Linked DNA regions of Mus musculus: regions 1, 2 and 4 are each linked to region 3. The links are chromatin loops, found by intact Hi-C in ENCODE. Cell type or tissue: heart. All regions are shown on one strand. Each heading gives the region's core, and the rest is flanking DNA. Links, peaks and the distances in the headings are about the cores only.

Evidence for each region. Hi-C counts contacts between places; a loop is a spot of excess contacts. Peaks named below come from ENCODE experiments on the same cell type or tissue, not always from the same donor. Only the 100,000 strongest peaks of a DNase experiment are listed, where the experiment ranks them.
Region 1: a loop joins it to region 3, with 2.6 times the contacts of the local background. A loop is called at or near these places in 13 of 42 quality-filtered maps.
Region 2: it touches region 3 in a loop (4-fold over the local background); 10 of 42 quality-filtered maps call a loop at or near these places.
Region 4: it touches region 3 in a loop (2.9-fold over the local background); 14 of 42 quality-filtered maps call a loop at or near these places.

What each region holds. Positions count from the first base shown.
Region 1 is chr19:10,180,123-10,186,028 of GRCm38, forward strand. Fads1 (fatty acid desaturase 1) reads left to right here and starts at 2,766. Exons shown (of 12, transcript NM_146094.2): 1 at 2,766-3,142; 2 at 4,805-4,915; 3 at 5,563-5,760. The coding sequence starts at 2,930. It also overlaps the pseudogene Gm50359. In heart, for the core only: a CTCF peak has its summit at 2,633; DNase peaks (open chromatin) are centred at 2,759, 3,349 and 4,207; H3K4me3 peaks cover 2,558 bases; H3K27ac peaks cover 2,762 bases.
Region 2 is chr19:10,097,822-10,103,727 of GRCm38, forward strand. It overlaps Fads2 (fatty acid desaturase 2), which reads right to left and starts at 3,682. Exons shown (of 12, transcript NM_019699.2): 1 at 3,402-3,682. The coding sequence starts at 3,608. In heart, for the core only: a CTCF peak has its summit at 3,089; DNase peaks (open chromatin) are centred at 3,060 and 4,040; H3K4me3 peaks cover 3,235 bases; H3K27ac peaks cover 3,213 bases.
Region 3 is chr19:10,036,705-10,042,610 of GRCm38, forward strand. It overlaps Fads3 (fatty acid desaturase 3), which reads left to right and starts at 4,844. Exons shown (of 12, transcript NM_021890.3): 1 at 4,844-5,252. The coding sequence starts at 5,028. It also overlaps a transcript of Rab3il1 not described here. In heart, for the core only: CTCF peaks have their summits at 3,125 and 5,063; DNase peaks (open chromatin) are centred at 2,036, 2,387, 3,018 and 4,707; H3K4me3 peaks cover 1,408 bases; H3K27ac peaks cover 2,578 bases.
Region 4 is chr19:10,196,181-10,202,086 of GRCm38, forward strand. It overlaps Fads1 (fatty acid desaturase 1), which reads left to right. Exons shown (of 12, transcript NM_146094.2): 12 at 1-694. Fen1 (flap structure specific endonuclease 1) reads right to left here. Exons shown (of 3, transcript NM_007999.6): 3 at 2,952-4,917. The coding sequence starts at 4,898. The coding sequence ends at 3,756. Among named protein-coding and RNA genes, the nearest start is that of Tmem258, 5.1 kb to the right of the region's middle. In heart, for the core only: a CTCF peak has its summit at 2,811 (motif pointing left); a DNase peak (open chromatin) is centred at 2,781.

The sequences.
Region 1 (5,906 bases), core at 529-5,528, 140 kb after region 3:
GTCCTCTACAAGAGTAACAAGTGCTCTGAACTGCTGAACCGTCTCCCAAGCCTCGGGGTCATGTTATCCTATGTAGGTTTACAGATAAAGTGAACTCATGGTATAAAATATTTCAGCAAAAAAAAAAAAAATCCGGGGGCTGGTGAGATGGCTCAGTGGGTAAGAGCACCCGACTGCTCTTCCAAAGGTCGGAAGTTCAAATCCCAGCAACCACATGGTGGCTCACAACCATCCGTAACAAGATCTGACTCCCTCTTCTGGAGTGTCTGAGGACAGCTACAGTGTACTTACATATAATAAATAAATAAATAAATAAATCTTTAAAAAAAAAAAAAATCCATGATGATGGCTAGCATTTTAACATACCATCTTTGTAAGCCATGACGATGGTGACTCTTCATCAGTATTGACTTGATGGATCACCCTCGCCCAGGGGACACACCTCTGGGGGTGTCCGTGAAGGGTTTCCCAGAGAGGACTGCCAGAAGAGGGAAGGACTGCTCTGAAAGTAAGTGGCACAATTCTATGGGATCCTGAACTCAAGTGGGTAAAGGAGAAAGGCATCGGAATGTGAGCAGTCCTCTTATCTGTCTCCTGGCTTGCCTGAATGTGAGCAAGCTCGGAATGCCACAGCTGGTGCCATGGCTTCTGCCTATGCTATGCCCATGCCTACCCTCGCACTAGGAGCCGTATTAAACCCTCCTTCTTAAGCTGCACCTTGTCAGTATTTTGGCACAGCTGGGAAAAAGCAGCTAATACAGCAATCTAAGCATTAATTGTTCAAAACATGTGATAAAGGGACAGCAAGGCCGCTTAGCAGGTAAAGGTACTTCCTAGAAGCCTGATGACCTGAGTTTAGTCCCCAACACCCACATGATAGAAGGAGAGAATAGACTCCCGCAGGTTTGTCTTCTGATATCTACATATAGGCTGTGGCATGTATGGTTTTTTTCCACTGACACACACAGGTAAATACTCTAAATAAATAAATAAATAAATAAATAAATAAATAAAATTAAAAGATTTTAAGTAGTAAGATATAAGATAAATTTTTCATATAAAATTAATACTTCTTATGCCAGAATGGTTTAGCACCATTATCAAGAACGGGAAACTGAGGCTGAGGAATGTCCGTGCAGACAGTTTAGTTCTCACACTTAGCCAGAGCAAGAGCGAAACTCCAAGGAGAATAGAGATGTTTTGTTCCCAGTAAAGTTCCCTATTGCAGAAAGACCCACAATACACAGAATTGTTAGAGAACAGGCTCTGTGCCACAGTTGGCAAACGGCGCTCTAAAGAAGCTCATGCTTCCAGAAATAGAGATTGCTAGATTCACCAGTCTACACACTGCTGGTGTAACCACTGCTGAGGCTGTCACACAAACTTCACGATTGATTGCGTCCTACTGTCTCCTGACAATTAAGGCCACTAAACCTGTATAATTCTAATTAATATAGTGAAACACAGTGGTGCTTGCCTATGATTACAGCACTTGGGAGGCCAAAGCAGGGCGATCATTGCAACTTCGAAGCTAATCTGTTCATCACAGTGAGTTCCAGATCAGCCAGGGCTACTGCTTCCAGGGACAAAAATAACAACAAAACACAATACGAAACTAAGATCACTAGAAATAGAAAATGCTAAAGCTAATTGCAAATGTTAAACTACATACAAAGAAGGCAAGGCTGGCCTTTCTTCGTTTTATTTTTGTTTTAAAATCGTTTTTAAAATTGCATTTATTTATTTATTTACGTGTGTGTGTGTGTGTGTGTGCTGCCATGAATTGCAGGCAATGTAGGCTAGAAGAAAAACTTGTGGAAGTCAGTACTCTCCTTCCATCTTGTGGGTCCCAGGGATCCATTTCAGGTCACTGGGTTTTGCATCAGGCAACTGTTCCTCCTGAACCATAGAGCTATCATTAGTATTGTTATCATCATCATCATCACCACCACCATCATCATCATCATCACATTTTAGTTAGTGCATGTGTGTGTGTGCATGCGTGCATGTGTTAATTGTGTGTGTGTGTTCCTAAGTACTATATTCTTGTAAGTCAAAAGTGACGGCCAATCATAGCAGACAAGACTTCTGTTAGCGTTGGGCTATCACGTGAGCAAAAGCCTGGAACTGTAGCCAATCAGTCTCTTTCTTTATGTTAGTCCTCTTTCTTTCCACACATGCTAACTGCCCACCTTGCTAGGAAGGGGGATCTCTGAACGGCTACTGGGTCAGGATGCTGTTTTGTTTGCTAAAGCCACTGTGTTTAATTTGTCACGTGTTTCCTAGGGGCAGGAAATTGACAGAACGTTTGCCTTAGCACAATCTGCTGTATGAAACAGAACGTGGAAAGCAGTGCCTGTAAACCCAGAACTCAGGAGAGTCAGAGGTTCAAGGTCATTCTCAGCTACACAGTGAGTCTGGGGCCGGCCTGAGCAACATGAGAACTGTTTTCTTTTCTATATGTTCACACCAAGCTTCTATGCGCCCTTGGGACCTCCGCCTTAGCTACATCAAGCTGTGACGCACTCAAAGGAACCGTTATCCTATCAATCCCTACCATGCTCAATAAAAAAATAAATAAATAAATTCCGAAGTGGAATAGCCTGGAGACCACTTTCAGGCCCCGCGAGGGGGCGCGTCTCTGCCGCTGGAAGTAGCCTGAGTCTCTCCGGGGAGTGGGGAGTCTGTCTTTGCTACCCGAGAGAGGCGGAGCTCGCGCCCCACGCCACTCGGCTCAGCCAATGGGAGCTCGCGCCGCGGGGCTCGGCGGTCCGCGCCAAGGGTGCTGAAAACCCTGCGCGCGAACGGCGGTCTCCGGGCGCGCGCTCGAGGCAGCCCGACGCTCCCCTAGTTCGCGAGCCTGGCGTGCGCTGCCCCGCGGCCCGGAGCGCGCACCTCTCAGACTCCAGCTTCCCCCGCCAAGCTTGCTATGGCTCCCGACCCGGTGCCGACCCCTGGCCCGGCCTCCGCCCAGCTCCGCCAAACGCGCTACTTTACTTGGGAGGAGGTGGCGCAGCGCTCCGGGCGGGAGAAGGAGCGATGGCTCGTGATCGACCGGAAGGTGTACAACATCAGCGACTTCAGCCGCCGCCACCCGGGGGGCTCCCGGGTCATCAGCCACTACGCGGGTCAGGATGCCACGGTGAGAGCGGACAATAGGCGCATCTGCACCTCGGGGAGGGACATTGGCGGGGAGAGAGGCCTTTGAACCCGGGATGCAAGCGCCTGAGAGACCGGAGCGGTAGACGGTGGCCGGAGACACGCACACTCAAACAAAGGGCTGGTTGCACATCCGTGCTTTGCCTCTGGAGTCTCAAGCATGGGTTGGATAGGAGGGAATGAGCTTTCCAGGCACCCGTTCAACGGTACTTGCAACCTCCGGTGGTGGGAGGAGGAGTCTGAGCAGAGAGTGGGAGTCGCGTCCTGTCTGCCAGGCTAGGAGGGTGAACACAGCCTTGTCTGACCTAGAGAACTGGCCCTAAGTTGGGATTCGGAGCGGAAAGGAAGTGGGAAAGGACTGCTTGCGCTAGGGATGACACTGAGGACCCGGTGCTTGGGCATCACCTGTACATTGTGAAGCCCGGAGGGTAGGGTAATGAACCTGAGCCGGTCCAAGACAGCTTGCAGTTGGAGTCGTAAAACTGTACTCGGATTCTTAGTGCGAGGTCACTTGGGCCAGGGAGGTCGACTATTGAGGGAATAGGGCTCCCGCGCGATTAGACACTTCGCGGGGTCGCGTCCCTTTTCCGTTGTAGCTTACTGAAGGAAGAGTCAGTACGAACCCCAGCTTCTGTCTAGTGGCCCTGTTTTCTCTTTTTAGACCATATCCTCCCTCAGAGGCGAGGGCCGGACTAGGAATGACTTAGGACAGAGCATTCTTTGACAGGATTGTCATCTGTTGGGTCTCTACATTTGGGTCCATCTCCCTTTTAACTACCTAATGCCATCCCTCCGACCTCTTACTCCTTGTCTGCCAGTCTAACGTGCTCCCGGGGTCCTCAGGGTTCCTATTAAGTTGCCCATGAAGTTAGAGGTGGAGGGCCTTAGCGACCAGGCTAGAAGGAGCCGGTTTCTAGAAGTAACCACCCAGAATCCAAACAGCAGTGCATTCCTATACCGGTTCATGAAAGGATGGAGCAGACCCGCTCCGTCTAGGCTTCCCATTCTGTGTGGCTTGGGGGCCTAGGATTTCATGGCAAGGACAGCGATTGGTCTGGATGTGTGGTGCCACTGACCACGGACTCCACCTCCGCTTACAGCTTTTTTTCCCTAAGGCCCTCCCACCCACCTTGTATAACCCATATTAACTATTCCGGAGCGGGAATGGTCAGAATGTTGAGGGAAATAGGGAACCCTGCCCAAAGGAGGAAGAAATGTGAAGAGTTCCCCAGCGCTGGCATAGGTAGGGAGTCTTCCTCACAACAGAAGCTGGCTAAGAAAGAAAGGGACATGTTGAAAGTACTGTAGGAACAAAAACCTCATAGCCCCACCTATTCCCGCAAGCTGCTTCTCTCCTGTGCTAAATTCCTACACCAAGTGTCTGTAGACATGAAGGCTAGCTTCGTCAGGTCCGTGTTTGTGGCATTCAGCGGAGTCTTTCCAGTCTTTGGTGTAGTGCCCTTTCAGTGGAAACCCAAATGCCAGGTGATCTGGGACTGACATCTGGAAGAACAGTAGGGAGGAGGGAGGAGGCCTTGCATCAGCATTGATGCAAACCTTGTTGACCTGGAGGATGGTCTTTGATGTGAGGCCCTTGGGAGCCTGGGAGACAGGGGTCCTCACTGTCTTCTCTCTGTATTTTTAGGATCCTTTTGTGGCATTCCACATCAACAAGGGTCTTGTGAGAAAGTATATGAACTCTCTTCTGATTGGAGAGCTGGCTCCGGAGCAACCCAGCTTTGAACCCACCAAGAATGTGAGAGGCCATGTTTGCTGTTTGGAGACTTAGTTGTGGAGGGAGAGGGGGCAAATGCCTGCATAGGATCACAGGTGACGGTTCTTGGGAGTCTTGAGTAGTCATGGGGTAATAAGCCCACTGGAGCTTGTTCCAGTGCTACTACCACCGATGCTCCCATCACCAGTCCTCCCACCAGTAGTGCTCTCATCATCAGTGCTCCCACCAGTAATGCTCCCATCACTAGTACTCCCATCACCAGTGCTTCCATCAGCAGAGCTCCCATCACTCGTATTCCTATCACCATTGCTCCCATCACCAATGCTCCCATCACCAGTGCTCCCATCACCAGTGCTCCCATCAGCAGTGCTCCCATCACTGACAGCAGACCTATTTACTGAGCATCATGTACCAATGTAAACTCATAAAATACTCTTCATATATGCACACATAAGAAAACACGCTCAGAGAGTTTAAGCTGCAGAGACCCAAAGTAAGTCTGTTTAGCTGCCGGACATGATGCCATTTATAGGAGCTTTTCCTATCCTCCTTCCCCATCAGGGTATCTTTGCCTAAGACTGTGGACTTCCCACAGCTACCTGCACGGGAGGTTCTCTTCAAGGGTTAGGGGTGCCACTGAGAAGAATTATAGCCCCCGTCTCCCACAGAAAGCGCTAACTGATGAATTCCGGGAGCTGCGGGCCACAGTAGAGCGAATGGGCCTCATGAAGGCCAACCACCTCTTCTTCCTGGTCTACCTGCTTCACATCCTGCTGCTGGATGTGGCTGCCTGGCTCACCCTTTGGATCTTTGGAACTTCCTTGGTGCCCTTCATCCTCTGTGCAGTACTGCTCAGTACAGTTCAGGTGAGAGTGGCTTTGCCTGGTTATTCTCAGAATTCCTAGCGAAAACATCAAGGCCAAGAATCCTTCCTGGGGTCTGTAGATTCACAGGAGACTCGGCACAGGGAGAGAACACACATTCTCTGAAATTTCAGGTTCAGGTTCTACCA
Region 2 (5,906 bases), core at 638-5,637, 61 kb after region 3:
GGTAAGAAAGAAAGGCAGATGGGCCAAAAAGCATAGACAAAACCGGATAGGCTGGAGAACAGGCGGGAGTCTGGAGGTGGAGAATCCAGGTTGAAGCAAGGAAAACTAAGGAGGAACAGTCCAGTAGAGGAGGCCACTGTCTGTGAATTATTCATCTTTGTGTTGAGGCCCTGATGCGAGCCCAGCTCAGAGCCATGGAGACGCTCAATGAATGTTTCATGAGCTCTTGCTGAAGATGAAAAGTCACAAGTGGGCTCATTTTGTACTGCCTAGACTCCCGAGAAAAGTGCAAACACTGGCTTGGGGCATGGGTGACAGTTCTTTGTGCCTACAGCAAATCTAAGACAGAAAAAGCTCTGGGGGGACCAGCAGGAAATGACTAAAGATATAGAAAAATAAGAAGAGGGAGATGGAGAGAGGAAGGTAAGGCTGCAGCGAGTGCTGCCAGCAGATCCCGACTATGACTGAACACCACCTGACCAGGATTTCTGAGCCTCAGGACAGGACAGCGGCAAGGCTAACCTGGGAATTAAATGAGATAGTATATACCAATCTCATGGGTTTGTGAACTGCAAAACTCACACTGTTTATTTTCAGCAATGGAATCTCACTAGGGTACCAGGCTGGCCTCAAAACTTAGGATTCAAATAATCCTCTTGCTCCAGTCTTCTGCGTATCTGGGACTCTGAGCACATGCCACTTAGGTGGCTTTTAGTACAAGTGAGGCCAGGGTCTGACTACAGAAGGATCAAGTAACAACAGCTCCATCCTTCTAGAGAAGAAGTGAGCACTTCTGAGGTTTTTTTTTTTTTTCTTCCTTCAGGAACAGAAAATTCTTGACTGATATCCTAGATTGACCTCAAAATGGGCCTCCTTGGCTTCTGGCCTCACCTTCCAGCCTCTTGTCAGCATATCACAGATATCCTTTGAGTGGTAACAAATGAAAGGGCTCTAGGGATCCAGCCTCTATCTGCTGAACAGTCCGTCCCCAAACCTGACAGTCCATTCTCATCACCCTTCTCAAGAAGGCAAGACCCCTAAGCGGCAAAGTTCCCTGAGAAACAGCCTGGGGAGGGGTCCCCACATCTCGTGGAGCTCCCTTTGAAGATCTCCTAGTTGTCCAAGGCCTTCTGCCAATCTGATCTCAGTTTAAGAAGAAACAGGGGGATGCCAAAGAAAACCTCACGGCTCTTTCTACACTGATCTCCAACTCTGTCTCCATCAAGTGTGTTTTGTGTCTTATTTGGGAAGACAGTAAGCTTTCATGTCGTGTCATCAAATGAGCTTGCTCCGTTTCTCTGCGAGTACTTTACATGCTAGCTGTTTTGTTCCTCTCATGTCTGTCTGGGGCTCACTGTTTACAGCAAGCTTTGCCACACTCATCTTATTGGAATAGATGAGGGATTGGGGGTGGCGGTGTGTGTGTGTGTGTGTGTGTGTGTGTGTGTGTGTGTGTGTGTGTCCACTAAGTGATTCTCTGCAACAAGCCCAGGGATCACATCTGCGGCCTACCCTGACTCCCACCTTACCTTTCTTATCATGGGACAATTAACATCCCAGACACCAGACTCAGAACCAATGAAAATGACACAGGAAATGTGGAAGAGGACATAAGGCTTTCAGAACATAAGAGCAAGCCATCCAGGTATCTGCTGGGTTAGATCTGAACATAGACATTTGGAGAAAACTGAGTCAGGGAAACCCTAAGAATTTCCAAAACAAGGATGAAATACGTCTGGCTTCTTAAATAAACTATAAAGTTCAAGGCTGTTGTTGGGCTGAGCTTCCACACAAGAAAACCCACTTATCACACAATATGGAATAATCGGATCAAACCAATCACATTTGTTGTTTTACTTTTTAGGAAACTTTTTGGTAAGAGCCTGGAAAGGGGAGGAGTCGTCTGCAATTCACCTACAGATTCATGCACACACCAGCACCCGAAACAGTGGAAAGATCCCCCAGATAGGGGCTGGGAAGTTTTCTCCCTGGGAAACCAAGGTCTTCTCTGGTTGTGAGGCGGTCCAAGAGAGCTAGGACACTCAAGGAATGTGAAAAGCTTACACTCTCCTAAGGTCTGGTTAGCATCGCCAGCCCCATGGGCATAATTAAGCAGGCTCCACAAGCAAGGAAAATAGTCTTTAGGCAGTATGAATGTGGCCAGTTCTCTCCTCAATCTGGAGTAAGATTGCATCCTGTTCACCAAAGCCTCCAGTCCATTGATTAGGGTATGGCTACCTAGGCTGATCTCAAAAAGAAAAGACATGGAAGGTAAGAATTGAAACTATCAAACTTGCACAAGAAAAGCCCACACTCAAGTCAGCATCCTGGACTTTGATGTGGAGTGCGGTCTGATAAGTTTATCCCTCTTCTCAGCCTCCTCCCACTCGTCTTTCCCAAGCTCTCTCCAGCTACATCTTTTCCTCTGCTTTCAGCCCACCAAGAAAGGTGCCAAGAAAGGTCTGGCTTTCCTCTTTGACTTTGTTTCTCCTCTTACCCACCTGACTACACAATCACTTTATGGTTGGGGGTGGGGCCAGGCACGGTATGGGGTACTGTGCAATATAGGATAGCCTCCGTTCCACAGAGGTCTCAGAGACTTCAACAACCTCCATGAGTGCAAGAGGGGAAGGGTGATCCTGGCAGGATCTAAAAACAGAGGGCCATTGAGTTGAATGTCCGATAGTAACCCCAGAGGCAGATGGACCTGTTGCCAAGCCAGTCTTAGATTCACCTTCTAGATCCCCTGCGGACCTGAATTTTGCAAAATCCAGCCCGTTCGCCTTCCACCAATTCCCCACCAGGATTTCCCAGAAGGCTGGCACTTGGAGTGAGTCGGGATAATCCTCGGGAGCGTGGGAATCTGAACTACTAGGAAGTCTCTGTCGGGCAGCCATTGTGGACCTTCTTAGACAGGAGTCCAAGCAGGAGCGAGTCCTGGCCAGGAACCAGCTTTCCTTCTCCGCCCCCTGGTCTGGCAGGAGAGTCCCACATATGGCTGCCCGCTCTCAGGCTCCTCTCCCCGGCGCCCAAGGGTGGCCATCTTCCACTTGGGGAGCGCCGAACACGAAGGCTGGAGCGCCCCCTTTGGAGAGTCCCAGGCTCCGGCTGGAACAGCGCGCAGTATGCGCTGTGAACATGCACCGGGCACAGTTTACCACTGATGGGACTTCCACAGAGGTGCTAAGGCCTGGCGTCCAAAAGGCTCGGCCAAAGTCTGCCCAGTTGACCCAGAGGAGAACGATTCCAGGAGGGAGGTGAGGGCAGTTGGTACACTTTCTTTCCCTGCTGAACGTCCTGCGCTCCTTTAAGAACCGGGGATCTGTTTGGCGCCCAGGGACCCCGGGCTCCTGACACCAGCCTGCAGCAGACAAGAGTGGCTGGCACCCCCAGACTCTTACCGTAGCATCTTCTCCCGAATAGTGTCCGATGACACGGTGGCCCCCCGGGTGCCGCTGGGACCATTTGGTAACGTTGTAGACCTTGCGGTCGATGACGAGCCACCGGTCGGTGCGCAGGTTGTGCTTCTGAATCTCCTCCCAACGGAAGGTGGGCATCGGAGCCTGGCGCTCGGTGCTCCCCTCTCCCTGGTTACCTCCCTTCCCCATGCTGCCAGTCTACCCGGATGCCCCGTGCGCTACGGCCTCCGGGCGCCCGCGGCTCGCAACACCGACGGTCCCTCTCCTGGCCGCAGTGTGCGGTCGGCGCCCTCCTCGCTTTCGGCTTTTGTCTTCTACTCCTCCTCCCACCGTGCCTCCTCCCCTCGCTTTCGCTCCTCCTCGCCTTCACTAGCTAGCCAGTACCCCTGCCTTCCCTCAGGAGTACCCCTGGCTTCCCAGTGCCCCCAAGCGGTCCCCTTCCTCCGCCCACCCTAGGCCCGCCTGCTGTGGACTTTTGCCTCCGGTGAAAACTCCAGGATAGCTCAGGGCCTCGCTGCCTCCTCCCCCCACCCCTCTGGCTCCCCCCGTTCCCGGCTCCGCATCCTCCCGAGTTCCCCGCCACCCGGGTTTCCACAGTGATCAGCAGAGCGCCTGCACCAATCAGGGCTCGTCGCCCCGCCTGCCATTGGCCCAGGAGGATCTTTCGAAGGCCAGCGGGCTGGAGCGGCGGGTCCGCGGCTTCCCCCTCCCTCGCGCCCGCCCGCATGGAGTTAAGCCCTGCTGGGCGGTCGGCGACGTGTCTGACCTCCTCCTCCTCCCTTCGCTGCCTGGAGCCGGGGAAGCGGGAGTAGATCTCTGAGAAGCTGGGAGGGGAGAGCGGGGGGCGGGGGGGGGGGCGGGGGCGGCAGCTGGGCTTTTCTTTGCGCGCTTCAGAGCGCCAACGCGCTCGGCCGGGGATTTGCACCTGATGCTCGCACAAAGGAGGCGCAGCGGTTATGGTGAACAACGCTCGGCCTCCGGCTAAACAAGGCCCCCTCCTGGGCTGTCATGACTAGGTGATATTTCTGCCTGGCTAGATGGGACTCAAGTCTCCTGTATCTCACATTGTCTAAGAGATCCATATTGTTTATTGCTTTCCTGAAACCTTCCTAGAGAAAGGAGCCAGGAGTGGGTCTCTGTTTAACCAGGGCTCTGAATCCTTTCAACTTGGTCATCTTGGAAAAGAACGGTGGAATCTCTGCTTTCTTCCTCGTGCTAAGTGCCGCGGGAGTGGCTTCTGGGGAGGGTGCCAGGATAAACTGGACACCTTTCTTGTCTTCGACTGAGAAAGAGTTCACAAGCCTGGTTGGGAAACATGAAAGCAATAAAAGCCCGCGATTGATTTGACAGTAGTACACCACTTGCAGGCAAGAGAGACACTGATACCAAGGGAGTATAGTAGGAAGAAAGGCCCTATTCGCTAAAGTCTCACCACAATCCTATGATATTGTTATAGCTAACTTCAAAATGAAGAGTCTGAGGGTAAGAGAGATAAAATGGTCAAGACATACATGCTTAGCTAGTGGCCCTGTTTGGCCTCTTCCATGACCCTTTCAAGACTTTGGGCTCCCTAGCTCCACATGACACTGGTCCAAAGGAAGTACCTGGTGCAGGGGGTAATACATTCCCATAGTCCCTCCCATCGTATACTCCTCTCATTCTGTCCTGGCATCCATCAGGAGCAGCCTTTCTTCATTCCACAAACTCCAGACTCAAGGAGTGTTGAGTGAAGCTTTTCCGGCTTAGAGGAGAGGAAACAAACATCCAAACAGATGTTCGTTTGGCCTGCCCAAAAGATAGAAGTGAGTGAAGTAGGTGTGCTGGTCGTGTCCATACTGTCATCCATCAGAAACCTGAGGCAGGATATTGCCATGAGTTCAAGGCTGGCCTGGGACACGACTATGCATAAGGAGCAAGACTGTTGTCTTTTGTGCATGTTAACGATGGAATATAATAAAGTCAAGAAAGCTGTTTTGTATTTGTTTGTTTGTTTGTTTGTTTGTTTTTCAAAAGATGGATTATCACAATACACAGATAACTTTAATGATAATTTTTTTAGAGTTTTAAAGCTCAGAGGGATGACTGACAGCTGACAGGGAACCCCAATAAGTGCTTCACAGCAGAAGCTTGGAAGGCCGAGAAAAGACCAAGTGAGAAGGCCCCAAGAATGGGCTACAGCGGACTCCCAATGAAGACAGGAGTAAACGGACAGCCCAACCAGGGCTGCTGTGAGTAGAGTTCAAGTTGGTAACATTCCCACTTGCTTAAAGACAATGGAGATGAGCATTAGAAACCCACCAATCAAGGGTGTACCACGGTGGGACCTGCGATATGCAAAGAGAACAGCAGGCTTGGGGCTGCACCAACCAAAAGAATAGTCACCAAATGTACTAGGCCCTGAGCTAGATTGCCGGAGTGGTGGTGCACACATAAAATTCTAGACTCAAGAGGTAAAGTCAGGGTGACCCAAAATTCAAATTTATCTTT
Region 3 (5,906 bases), core at 352-5,351:
ACCCATTATTCCAGTCTCTTAGCAATGTTAAAACATGCTATTATCCCTCATGTAAATGGATAGAGGCACTGGAGAACACAAAGAGGTCCTGAGGTTGGGTTTATTTACCTCAGTGGTAGAGGCTTGCCTAGCAAGTACAAGGCCCTAGCTGGTTCAGTCTCCTGCTCCAGGAAAAAAAAAGTCACAAAGGGGTCCTAAGTGTCTGGAACCTGTAGTATTAACCTACCTCTTGGTGGTTTTTTGTTGGTTGGTTGGTTGGTTGGTTGGTTTTTGTGTTTTTATACTGAACACTTTCAGTGAATGTAGGTTTTTCACCTCTTTAATTGATGCAGAAGGGTGTGAGTGTAGATCAGTGCTAGAGTGCTTAATTCAAGGTCTGAGGTTTGGTCCCAGAACCACACACACAAAACAAAAGAAACAGAGACTGGGATCGAATTGTAACCTAGGTTCCTCTGCTGTACCCTGGAAGTAGCTCAGGGCTTCGACTCTTGGGGGTGACTTGAGAGGTTAACTGCCACACCAGATGTTCTTAAATTTTCTAGATAACCCATTTGGGTTTGAAGTCTTGGCACATAGAAATCATCTGAGCTCTCCTTGGCTAGTCCTGAGTCTGGCTTCTAGGCATGGAGGTATTAAACCTGACTAAGCACATTTACCTGGTGCAGGACCCTGAGATGTCTCACTTTACCATCTTGGTGCAGCACCTGAGATATCTCACTTCACCATCTGCCAAACCTGCCCTGATTTGAATCCTGCCAGGGCTGTGACCTTGGAGCAAGTTGCTTTTCTCAGTTATGAATTGGGATTATTATTCTTCCCACACAGACACAAACAATCTTCCCTCATTCACTCATTCATACAATGCATGCATTTGGTGTTTGTGAGCTGTGCATGTGTGAATGCACATGTGCCATGGTTCACAAGGCAGAAGACAACTCTTATATTGTCTTGGTCCTCATCTTCCCCCTTGTTTGAGGAAGTCTCTCTCATTGACCCTTGAAGCATAGGTCAGGCTAGCTTCTGGGAACTGTGCCATCTCTGCCTCCCACCTTCCCACTAGGAGCATAGGGATTACAGGCATGGACTACCGGATCAAGCTTTATAAGATTTCTGCAGTTCTGGACTCAGGTCATCAGACTTTCACAGGAGGTGCTTTACCCACGAAGCAATCTCTGCCATACTTATTTTTTAAAAAAATAAAAACCTAACATGTAATCTTACACATTTTAAAGTGTAGAATTATACTTGTGCTAGGCACATTCATACTGCCATGAAACCAAGCTACAAACATTTTGCATCTTGCAAAACAAACACTATGCCCATTGACTAATTCCCTATTTCTCCTGCCCCTAGACTGTGGACATCAGCATTCCACCTTCTGCCTCCGTGAATCTGATTCCTCTAGAGATTTGCTGTAAATGGAAGCAGCATACTCATCTTCTAGTGACTGGCTTGTTTCACTTAATGCAATGTCAATATCCATCCATGTTGTAAGATGACAGGATTTCCTTTTAAGACTTGGTAATATTCTGATGTATGTGTAACAGCCCACTGTGTTTATCCATTAATTGGAGACACACACGGGTTACTGGTACCTGTTAATGTATATGCAAATATCTCTTGGAGACCCTGCATAGAGTCCTTTGAATAAATTACCGTTAGTAAATTTGCTCATATATTAGGGATTTTTTTTGTTCTTGTTTTTGTATTTTTAGAGGACCCTCCGTACTTTTTCCATGATGGCTATACCATTTTATAGTTCTACCAACAATACTCCAGGGTTCCAACTTTTCTGCCTCCTGGCCAAAATTGTTTTACTGGTTTTGGTAGTAACTATTCTAAGAGACATGAGGTATTTGCTCCCTGGACTTTGATCTGTGTCCTGAGTAGTGCTTTACAGTCTTCTCACCTTCACTGCACATTTCTGTGTGTCCTGCTCTTACCAAGGGTCTGTGTTCCACCATAGTTGCCGATAGGCTTGTCGTTGCTGGCCTAAATAGTTTCAAATAGCCTTTACATAATCCTGTGGTGCCCATGGCCTCTGCCCCTCCTTTCTCAGAAGAGTTGTACCCCGGACTAATAACCAAGCTCATGATAAGGTCTGTGACTCAAGCCAAACCCTAGAGCTCTGACTTGTGCCCCCCCCCCTTTTTTTTTTGTGCTTTTGCTGCCTGAGCTCCAGGACTGCTCTTTCTTGGTGGCTTCAGAGCTTTTTCCTAAAGCCACTGCTTGCATATCCAGCTTGTTGAGCCTCCCTGGCACTGTACAAACATATCTTGGCTCCAGGACAGTAGCTGGTGGCTCTGTAGGGGGTGGTGATTTCAAGGCATCCAACCAGAGGCCTGGGTGGAAGCTTACAACAGTAAAGAATCCAGCTGGGACAGAGGTAAGGGGCTGTATTCAAGGCATTCCAGGGGACTCTCAAACCTCAAGCTCGCCCCCTGCCCCAAAGCACTTCATTTGGCTGGCTTCCCTCTGCCTCCTACACTCGCACACCCTGGCAGTGATCCAATGGCAGCTCAGGAATGTCGAGTGATGCCTCTCCCTTTCCAAGTGGTCTGAGAGGCCTCAGCTGCCCAGCTTTGGGGATTTGGGGATGGACAATGGAGACTCAAGTTCCTCTGACTCCCTACAAGTTGCAAGTTCTCTGGGGTCAGAGATGGGGGGGGGGGGGAGAGAGAGAGAGACATCTAGAGATGACCCTAAGACCTACAGAGAACTAAAGTGGGAAGCTCTTTGTGTGGGAAGTGGAGAGAAGTTACTCATAGTTTATGCTTTATGGAAACACACATCTAGATACAGGTGGAAAGTCTACCACCTGTAGACTCCATGCTGGACTGAAATGGCCAGAGAAGGCAGCATAGTTAGGGCCTATCCTTGGTTTATCTCCCAAGTCTGCCCAGCCTCCACTTTGGTGTCCACCCCTAACTGCCTCCCATACCTGAGGCCAAGATCCCAGGGAAGGAGCCCTTGAATGGCTCTTGAGCCAGCCACATCTTACTGAGCGAGAGGTGTGAGAATGAATCAAGGCCACACCCTATGAGCATCCAAGTTTGGATACAATAGGTGTATTCCCTGGGAAGCATAGGCTTTCTCTATCCCAGTCCTCACTGTGACCATGTGGGGGCAGCAGTACCTGCCATCCTCTTTGGCCAGGGCTCCTGTATCCCCAGGTGTGAAGAAGAAAACATGTTCCAGGATTTTGAAGAGCCTTCATAGAAAGGGATTGAACAGCTCCTGTTTGTGGCAATATCTTGGGCTCGTTGGTCCTGGCTAAGCAAAGCAAGAGTTCCTCAAACTAGAGAGAACCAAGAGGCTCCTTTCTTCAAGCTCTGGTCTGCCTGTGATACACGTCATGGATTTTCCTTCTCTCTGAGTTCTGCAGCCTAAGATGGAACAGGAGTAGATTGGACATGTTCAGAAAAGAATTCTGGAAGTTTCCCAAATGTAAGACTGGACTGTGACACCCTCCTCACTCTCCATGGAGGCAGTGTGTACGTAGGCTGCCCCTGATGTCACCTCTCCTCATCTCACAGGTCCCAGGTATCTAACCAACATTCTTTAGAGTATTGCTCGCCTCTGCTTTCCTCCTTGTCCTGTGTATTTAGGCCTGTAATAGTTGCATCTGGAGTGAATGCTTTCAGCCTTTTTTAGTCTTATTGTTCCCTAAACAATGCAGTGAACAATTATTTATAGAGCATTTACATCACATTAGACATTATTAAGAATTCAGAGCTGACTTAAAGTGTATGAGGGGATATGTGAAGGTTACATGCATATACTGGTTTTTTGTAGGCAAGAAACACAGGTTGGTTTTGTTATCCACAGGGGTGCCTTAGAGGTCAGGTCACCTACAAATCCTTAGGTAGACCAAGAGGAAATGTTTGCACATTGGAAAAAATACACTTTAAGGTTCTGAAAAGATTTGCTCCCAACAAACAGGTCTGCCTCACCTTTCTGCCCTGAGTCACACTAGGGTGGTGTGCGGGAGTCTGTTTTAACTAGCCCTCAAGGAAATTCTGATGGACCTTCAAGTTTGCCAGTTGTGAAAGCTTTTAACTTTTAAGGAACTGATGTCTGTCTCAAAGAAACATCGTACAATTGGGAACGTAGTTACACTCTCAAGAGGATTTGAATTTAATAAGTCAAAAATGTGACACCATGAATGGGGAGAACTGGGAGGTGGTGACAAGCAAGCCACCCATTGCAGACTGGACCATTCTTTCATCTCCTGAACGGCAGACCTCCACGCAGCAGTGTCCTCTGCTCCTCCTCCAGTGGCCAACCTGGGCATCCCCAATCCTGCGTACAGCCAGGAGGAGAGGCCATCTGCTCCTGCAGATTGCTTTAGATGGCTTCCTCGCGTGGATATTGAGGGTTTACTGGGGGATGAGGTCCATTGTTTGGTGGCTGTTGACAGTCACCCCAAGGTAGTGTCCTCATTTCTAGCTACCTGGGATGCCTGGTTAAAGACCGGTGACGTCCCTAACTACATTTCTCAGCCTTTCAGGGCTCAGACTTGGGCTCATTTCGGGCCCCTGCGGGTGTGCCTGGGCGCAGCGGCCTGCAGGACTCCCGTGCGCGCTGGGTCCCCATCCCCCGCCTTCTCAGTTGAGCCGAGAGTCCGAGAAACTGGGGGGGGGGGGGGGCAGTGCCCCGGGGGCAGTGCCGGGCGTGGTGGCCCCAGGCCCTCGAGGGTGGGGCAAGCCCCTTCGCGACACCGCCCTCCCCGGGCAGCCAATAGATGTGGAGGCGCCGCGCCTGGATTGGAGCGAGAGCGGGACTGGCCAGCGCGGGGGCCGGGACGAGGGGCGGGCGAGGCGAGCGCTGTCAGCGCGGTTATAAGGGAGGGAAAAGTTCCCTGCGCGGAGAGCCGGGCAGGCGCACGCTCTTACGGCGGCCGCAGCGGCAGGGCGGGGCCGGTGGGGCGGGCGGAGGAAGACCCCTGATTGCCACCTCGCCTCCCTCAGTGTCTCTCTTAGACCTTGGTCACGTACCGGGGTCCGGAGGACTTGTGTACAGCGGCAATGGGCGGTGTCGGGGAGCCCGGAGGGGGACCCGGGCCGCGGGAGGGGCCCGCACCGCTGGGGGCGCCCCTACCCATCTTCCGCTGGGAGCAGATCCGCCAGCATGACCTACCAGGCGACAAGTGGCTGGTCATCGAGCGCCGTGTCTACGACATCAGCCGCTGGGCACAGCGGCACCCAGGGGGTAGCCGCCTCATCGGCCACCACGGTGCGGAGGACGCCACGGTAAGCTAACCCACAGCCGGCGGGGTGGAGCCTGGCACTAGCGGTGGAGAGGGAGACGTTGTTCATAGGCTTGGCGTCTCATTCCACCTGCGGACCTTAGCATCCTTTTTGCTCTTTCTGACCTTTGACCCCTTCCCTGGCTCCAGAGTTGAGATGGAGCCTGAGGGAAGGAGGTCTCTTTCTTTCACGGAGGATGGGCTGTTTGGGTCAGTCTGTGGAATAAATAGATCTCAGGGAAGAATGGGCCCCCAGAGGTGGGTGTGCCGTGAGGGGCAGATTCTGCCCCAGGTAAGTACCCTCACTGTTGTACTGAGGGTTTCTTTTCTGCTCTGAGTGTCACAGACTATTTTCTGGTGCTTCCAAGAGCCTGGGGCAGGGCTGGGTCCCTAGCGATAGGGACGTGCCATCAGAAACTGGGGGCTGGGCAGCAGAGCTTGGGCAGGGCCTGGAGGTCTGTGGCTTATCCAGCACTTGTGTAGACTGTTCTGAGGGCCAGTGACTCACCTCTGCTGGGCTGGCAGCTACACGTGGGAAGACTTTGCCAGGCTGGGTGGGCCTCCACGGGAAGCACAGTCACCCCAGTCACCGACTAGCCCCTGGGGACTCTGGCTTCCCATTCTCAGTCCGTGTCTAGACAAGAAGGGATGGAACTGG
Region 4 (5,906 bases), core at 353-5,352, 160 kb after region 3:
TCAAGAAGGCAAAGTGCAGTGCGTGTTTGTGGTCAAGATGAGGGTGTTAAGGGATGTTGGAGTCTGGTGTAGAGACAGGCAGGTTGCAGAAAAGCACAGATCTTTGCCAGTGGTTGGCCCTGATTGAAAACCTGTTTGAAACAGACTGTGTAGGAAAAATCAGGATTAAAGAGTGCTGCCTTTATGGCTCCTTCTTCAGAATAGGTGCAGACCCCTCCCCGTGCCCGTTCCCTGCCACCCGGGGTAAGGAGGTGGCACTACCAGTCTGTCTAACCCACTCACTGGCTTTGACCTTCAACTGCCAGTCTGGGCAAATACCAGTGAGCTCTGTTGTACCAAGACCAGGTCTTCAGAGCATCTGAACCACTGTGGCCTTCTCTTCTCAGCCTTCACTGTGACACGGGGGACATTGAGTGACAAGCCTCAGAATGTTACAGAGGTAAAGTGAGGCATCTCAAATCCACTGACAGATAAGAAAACCGCGTTAGAGGGAAAGTCACCTCTGCTATTGTAGAAAGTGGCAGAATATCCAAACTTAACTCTAGCTTCCATGTCTGTCTTTATTACCTTCATCTTCCTACTTCCTGTCCCACCGGCATCTCACTTAATTGAGCCTAATGTCAGTATCTGTGTGTGCCAATGCTGTTACCACATCCTGGTGAAGCTAAAAAATAAAATTTAATTTGGACCAAAAGAATGTTGTTATTCATTTGAAATCCGCGCTGCTTGTCTGCACATGCCTACCCGATGCCCTGGTGCAGAGAAGGGGAGCTGCCTCAGCTGGTAAGGCACTTCCTATCCAAGCTGGTAAGGCACTTCCTATCCAAGTTCCGATCCCCAGGACCCATGTAAATGCCAGGGGTGGAGCTCTATAACCCAGCATTAGCAGAGGTGCATCCTTGGAGCTTGCTGGCCAACCACCTTCGGCAAATTGGTAGGCTTCAGGTTCAGTAAAAACTCAGGTGGCGTGATTAAGGGTTAAAGCAGACAGTTGCTGACCCTCTGGCCTTTTTGACATTCAAACATGCAGGAACATGTACCCACATAAATATACACAAGATCCCTGCTACTACTGCTAGGTCCCTTCCTACCTGTGAGCTCAGCTCCCTTGGGAACATGACTCACTGCCAGTTCCCTTGTATAACCTGGGCAGGACTGTGACTCCCATGTAAGGGTGGTCTGACAAGGCCAGGTTCATCCCAGTGCCCATCTGTAGAGACACTGTACTGCTGCGGTACTCCTGCCGGATCTCATAGATCTCACAGTTCAGTCTTCAACTTTCCATCTTGAATTATTTCTCCCTTCGTACCTATTTGGAATTTCAGCATGGTTTTAGCTATAAGTCTCTTTGCCAACACTGTCTCGATCAGACTGCAGAGCCATGCCTCTTAACTGCAACGCCTCTTAACTATTGAACTTCAGCTGAGTGAAACAGCAGAACATTCACAGGGCCAAGCACAAATCAGCACAATTAGAAAGGGCTACGAAGTTCAAATTTAAAAGCAAGCCAGACCTCTAAATGCTTGCCGACCACGGGATACAAGCCCCTAAAGGCCACTGCGCTCAGGCAGTGCAGCCTTGGCACTCAGCTCATTGCCACTGCACATTTAGAATCAAATTATGGAATGGTGGGGGGGGGGGGGGACAACTCAAATTTAATCTGGTAAAGTCAGTTCCACTCATCAACTGCGAGAGCAGAGAACAAAATAAGTGCTCTGCTCTCAGGATAAAACAGTGTCTACATTCACCCAAGACTTCTTTGGGAAACAGTATGAATTCAAGGCGGAATTTCTGGTCTGAGTTCCAGACCGGCCAGGGATACATAGTGAGACCCTGAGTGTATGTATGTGTGTGTTGGAGGCACAGCAGCTGGGGGTGCGAGGACAGATGACCAGGAAGGAAATTAAAAATCATTGTGCAAAGGCATGGCAGGTAAAAGATCCCTGAAAGCTGCCCTTTGACCTCCACACGCTCACCTGCCCCCACCGTATAGTGGAATTTAAAGGACTTGAAGGCCCATGCTATTAGTCTTCTACTCAAGCTGTTGTCAAGGCCTTTTCAAGTTAATTATGTGCTGTTAATAGCACAATTGTGAGATCAGAGCTCACAGGCTGGCTCCCCCACTAAGCTTTACTAGTTATAATGGCTTATCAACTTGACCATGTCTGGAAGCAACCAGAACCCGAGCAGCTGGCCCAGTCTGTGTGGAGGTAGAAAACTCACCCTAACTCTGGGCTACCCCTTCTAGTGGCAGCCCACACAAAAGGACATGGAGACTTTTGCTTCTTGCCCAGGCATCCTCTTGCTGAGACATCCCTTCTCTGGTATTAGAACCTACTTCTTCATGTAGATTGAAGATCAGTTGAGACATCCCTTGTGGACTAAACTACTGAATTCTTGACTTTCTTGTTGGATACCAATTGTTAGGCTATCGGGACCACACCCTGTAAGCCACTTTAGTGAATTTCCTTTTAACATATACATAGCTCATTCTCTGTTGTTCTCTGGGAAAACCTAAATGTATTAGTACTCAAAAACTTTCATTCTTCCCGGACACCTGAAATCTCAGTAAGAACAAGGCTTCTTTTATTTACCTACTTGTTTTATAGGTTTGTGGAGACAGGATTTGTGTAGCCCTGGCTGGATGTTATAAGATAGTTTATCTAAACTACAAGACTGTTCCAGGGGACTCCTTTATCTCACAGATGGTGGAACGTGTGAAATCCAGTCAAGCTATGCAAACTCCTAAGTACAAAAGGCTGGTGCCACCACAGCTGCTGTGGCCACCTTACATGGGCACAGCGCCACCTTGTGGTCAGTCCTAAACTAACCACTTGTTACCAGGGCAATCCCAGCCAGGCTGTAGGGGATTTTAGAGGGGGAAAGGAAACCATTATATTTATTCTACAGGAAACTAAGGCACTCAGGGTGTTTTCAAACATTCAGACACATTCTGGTCACTTTTATAATTTTATTGTTTTTTTTTTCTCTTCACATCTTTTAAAATAGAAATAGCCTATGAACAACAGTTTCTTCTCCCAAAACCTCAATTCAATTGATTGCCTCAGAAAGGCTGTCAGAACATCACTTGGAGGCACAGGTCAGTGGCACACTTAATGCCTTTGCCCTGGGGTCAATCCCCAACACTGGAGAGGGGAGAGACAAAAACAAAAAACTACAAATCAAAACTTAAACACTGCCATCTCACTCCCTGCACAACTACTGGACTCAGCAGGCAGCAAGTTCAAATTTCTGCCCACAAAAATCAGCTGGTCAGTACTAAATCTGTTGTCAGCCAGACTTCTCTCTGCTCGTCTCTTTGCAGTTCTTCCATCAGCGAATCCCAGGCTGATGGGCATCTTTCAGGGCACAGTGAAATTAGAAGGAGCAGTAGTCAGTCAGGTTCTAGTCACCTCTCCTCCACCAGCTGGCCAGCTGGGAAACTATCTCCAGCCTCGCTCCCGGCTTTATCTTCTTCTTCCTTAAGACATTGCTCGCAGTTGCACAGAACAATGACTACAGTGTCCATTAACCTGAGAAGTGGTTTGAGCCTGACATCTTTCCTGAGCTAAAAATGAGAAAAAGCAGAGCTACGGCCTTCCTGCCACAGGGTCAAGAGAGGGAAAGCTCTGAAGGGCAGCGCTGGGAAGCAATGAACTCTCCTCAAGACGAGGGACAAGAGGGATGTGCTGCAGCCGAGGGTACAAAACAGATAGACAGCCTGGGGTCAAGGACAGTGGAGGGGAAGGACAGGTTTATTTTCCCCTTCGGAACTTCCCCGCTCCCCCAGTCTTTGCTTTCTTCTTAGCAGGCCCCTTGGGTTCTGGCTCCTTGCGCTTAGCTGAGGAGAGTGAGCCTGTCACCTTGAAGAAATCATCGAGGCGTCCCTGGGTGCTGCCCTGGCGGCTCTTACTCAGCCGCTTGACCCCACTGCGAATTCGCTCTTCAGAAAACTGCTTTTCACCACACATAAATTTGACCAACTCTTCTTCATTTGGCTCGCTCCACTTCAGCTCCACAGACTCTGGGTCCAGTACTTCTGGCTCCAGGAAGAGCTGCTGGGCTTCCTTGTGGAGCCAGTTCTCTGGAACGGGGTACTTGCTGGGGTCCAGCCGCCTCACGATCTCCTCGATGCTCTTATGTTTCTGGATGAGATCCACAGCCCGCTTGGGCCCAATGCCACGGATGCTCTCGCAGTAGTCGCTACCCAGCAGGATGCACAGATCCACAAACTGCTCCTGGTTCAGACCCAGCTCCTGCAGGACGCGGCTCAGATGGAACTCTTGGATGGGCAGCTTCTTGGCCTCACTGGCAGTTAAGTGTCGCATTAGCACGGGGCTGCCAAAAGTGAGGCAGTCCATGTCCTCCGTGGCCGCAGCATAGACTTTGCCAGCCTTTGCCAGGGCAGCACAGCTGGCCTCTGCCTCGCTGGGTGCATCAAGGTAAGGGATGCCCATGAGGCTCAGCAGGTGTTTGCACTCATCATTGTGTTGCTTGGTGACCTTCACGAGCCTCTTGGTGAACTTCTCCACCTCCTCCTCCATCCCAGCCTCCTGAGCCTGCTGCAGTTGCTTCTCAGCCTCGGCGCGCCTCTCACTGCGCTTGGCCAGCTCGCCTGACTTCAGCTGTGGTGGTTTGCCATCAAAGACGTACACAGGCTTGATGCCATTCTCCATCATGCGGATGGTACGGTAGAACATGCCCATCAGGTGGCTGGTGGTCTCACCCTCCTCGTTCTGCAGCACATCCCCACCCTGACGAACAGCAATCAGGAACTGGTAGATGCTCATGGAGGCATCGATGGCCACTTTGCGACCAAAGTAGCTCTTGATGTCATTCTCACGGATGGCACTGGGGGCCACATCAGCAATTAGTTTGGCAAGGCCGTGAATTCCCATGGTAGCACAGGAGCAATGGCTAAAACAAAGAAAGAAGAGTAAGAGGAGGAACTTGGAGGATACAAAAGGAACAAAAGTTTTAAGTGGCAACATTCACCAGTCTCATGGTTCATCAAACTTAACATGAGACACAGCAGGACTCCAAGCCAGCAGAGCAGAAGAGGCAAAGGTGAACAAGATCCACCATTCTCAAGCAGGCCTCCTGACAATCAGAAGCTGTTCTGGGCGCTTCAAGGAATGAGATCTGGGATGTTCTTTTGTTTTTGTTTTTTTTTTTGGTTTTCCGAGACAGGGTTTCTTTGTGTAGCCCTGGCTGTCCTGAAACTCACTCTGTAGACCAGGCTGGCCTTGAATTCAGAAATCCGCCTGCCTCTGCCTCCTGAGTGCTGGGATTAAAGGCGTGCGCCACCACACCTGGCATGGGATGTTCTTGAATAACTTAAGGGCTCTGAATAACGCAATGGCACCATCTGTCACAGAGTGACTTCAACTTTAACCTGCATTAAGGATCACAGAAGACAGAGTGCTTGGCTCAGCTTGAAGGGCCCTGAGATCATCAAGGCAGACGTGAACCCTCAGGAGCAGGTAAGTACCAGCTATGCGAATATGACTATGTCTGATTTATTGCTTCTCCACAGATGTCTAACCGATGCAGCAGACCTGAGGGGTACACCTCTGCATAAGGACAGGTGGCCACCTCACTGCTGCTACTCTTCCCTTCCCATCTCCCTTAGCACTTGAGGGTGTTTTTATCAGGATGCCAGAGGAGTTTTAAGTCCTCCTCTTTGTACTCTCTTCCCCCCTAAGTCTGAACGCCATGACTTCCCACAGATCCTGAACTGAGGGCTGGCATGCTGGATTCACACAGTCCAATACTGCATGCACTTCTGTAGTACTTCCATCAAATCACTCCTAGGGAAGCATTTTCAAAACTACCCTCACAATTTTTGGCTCCTCCAATTGAAACATTAATTTTCCTTTTATCTAATTATTTTTCTTTAAATGGAC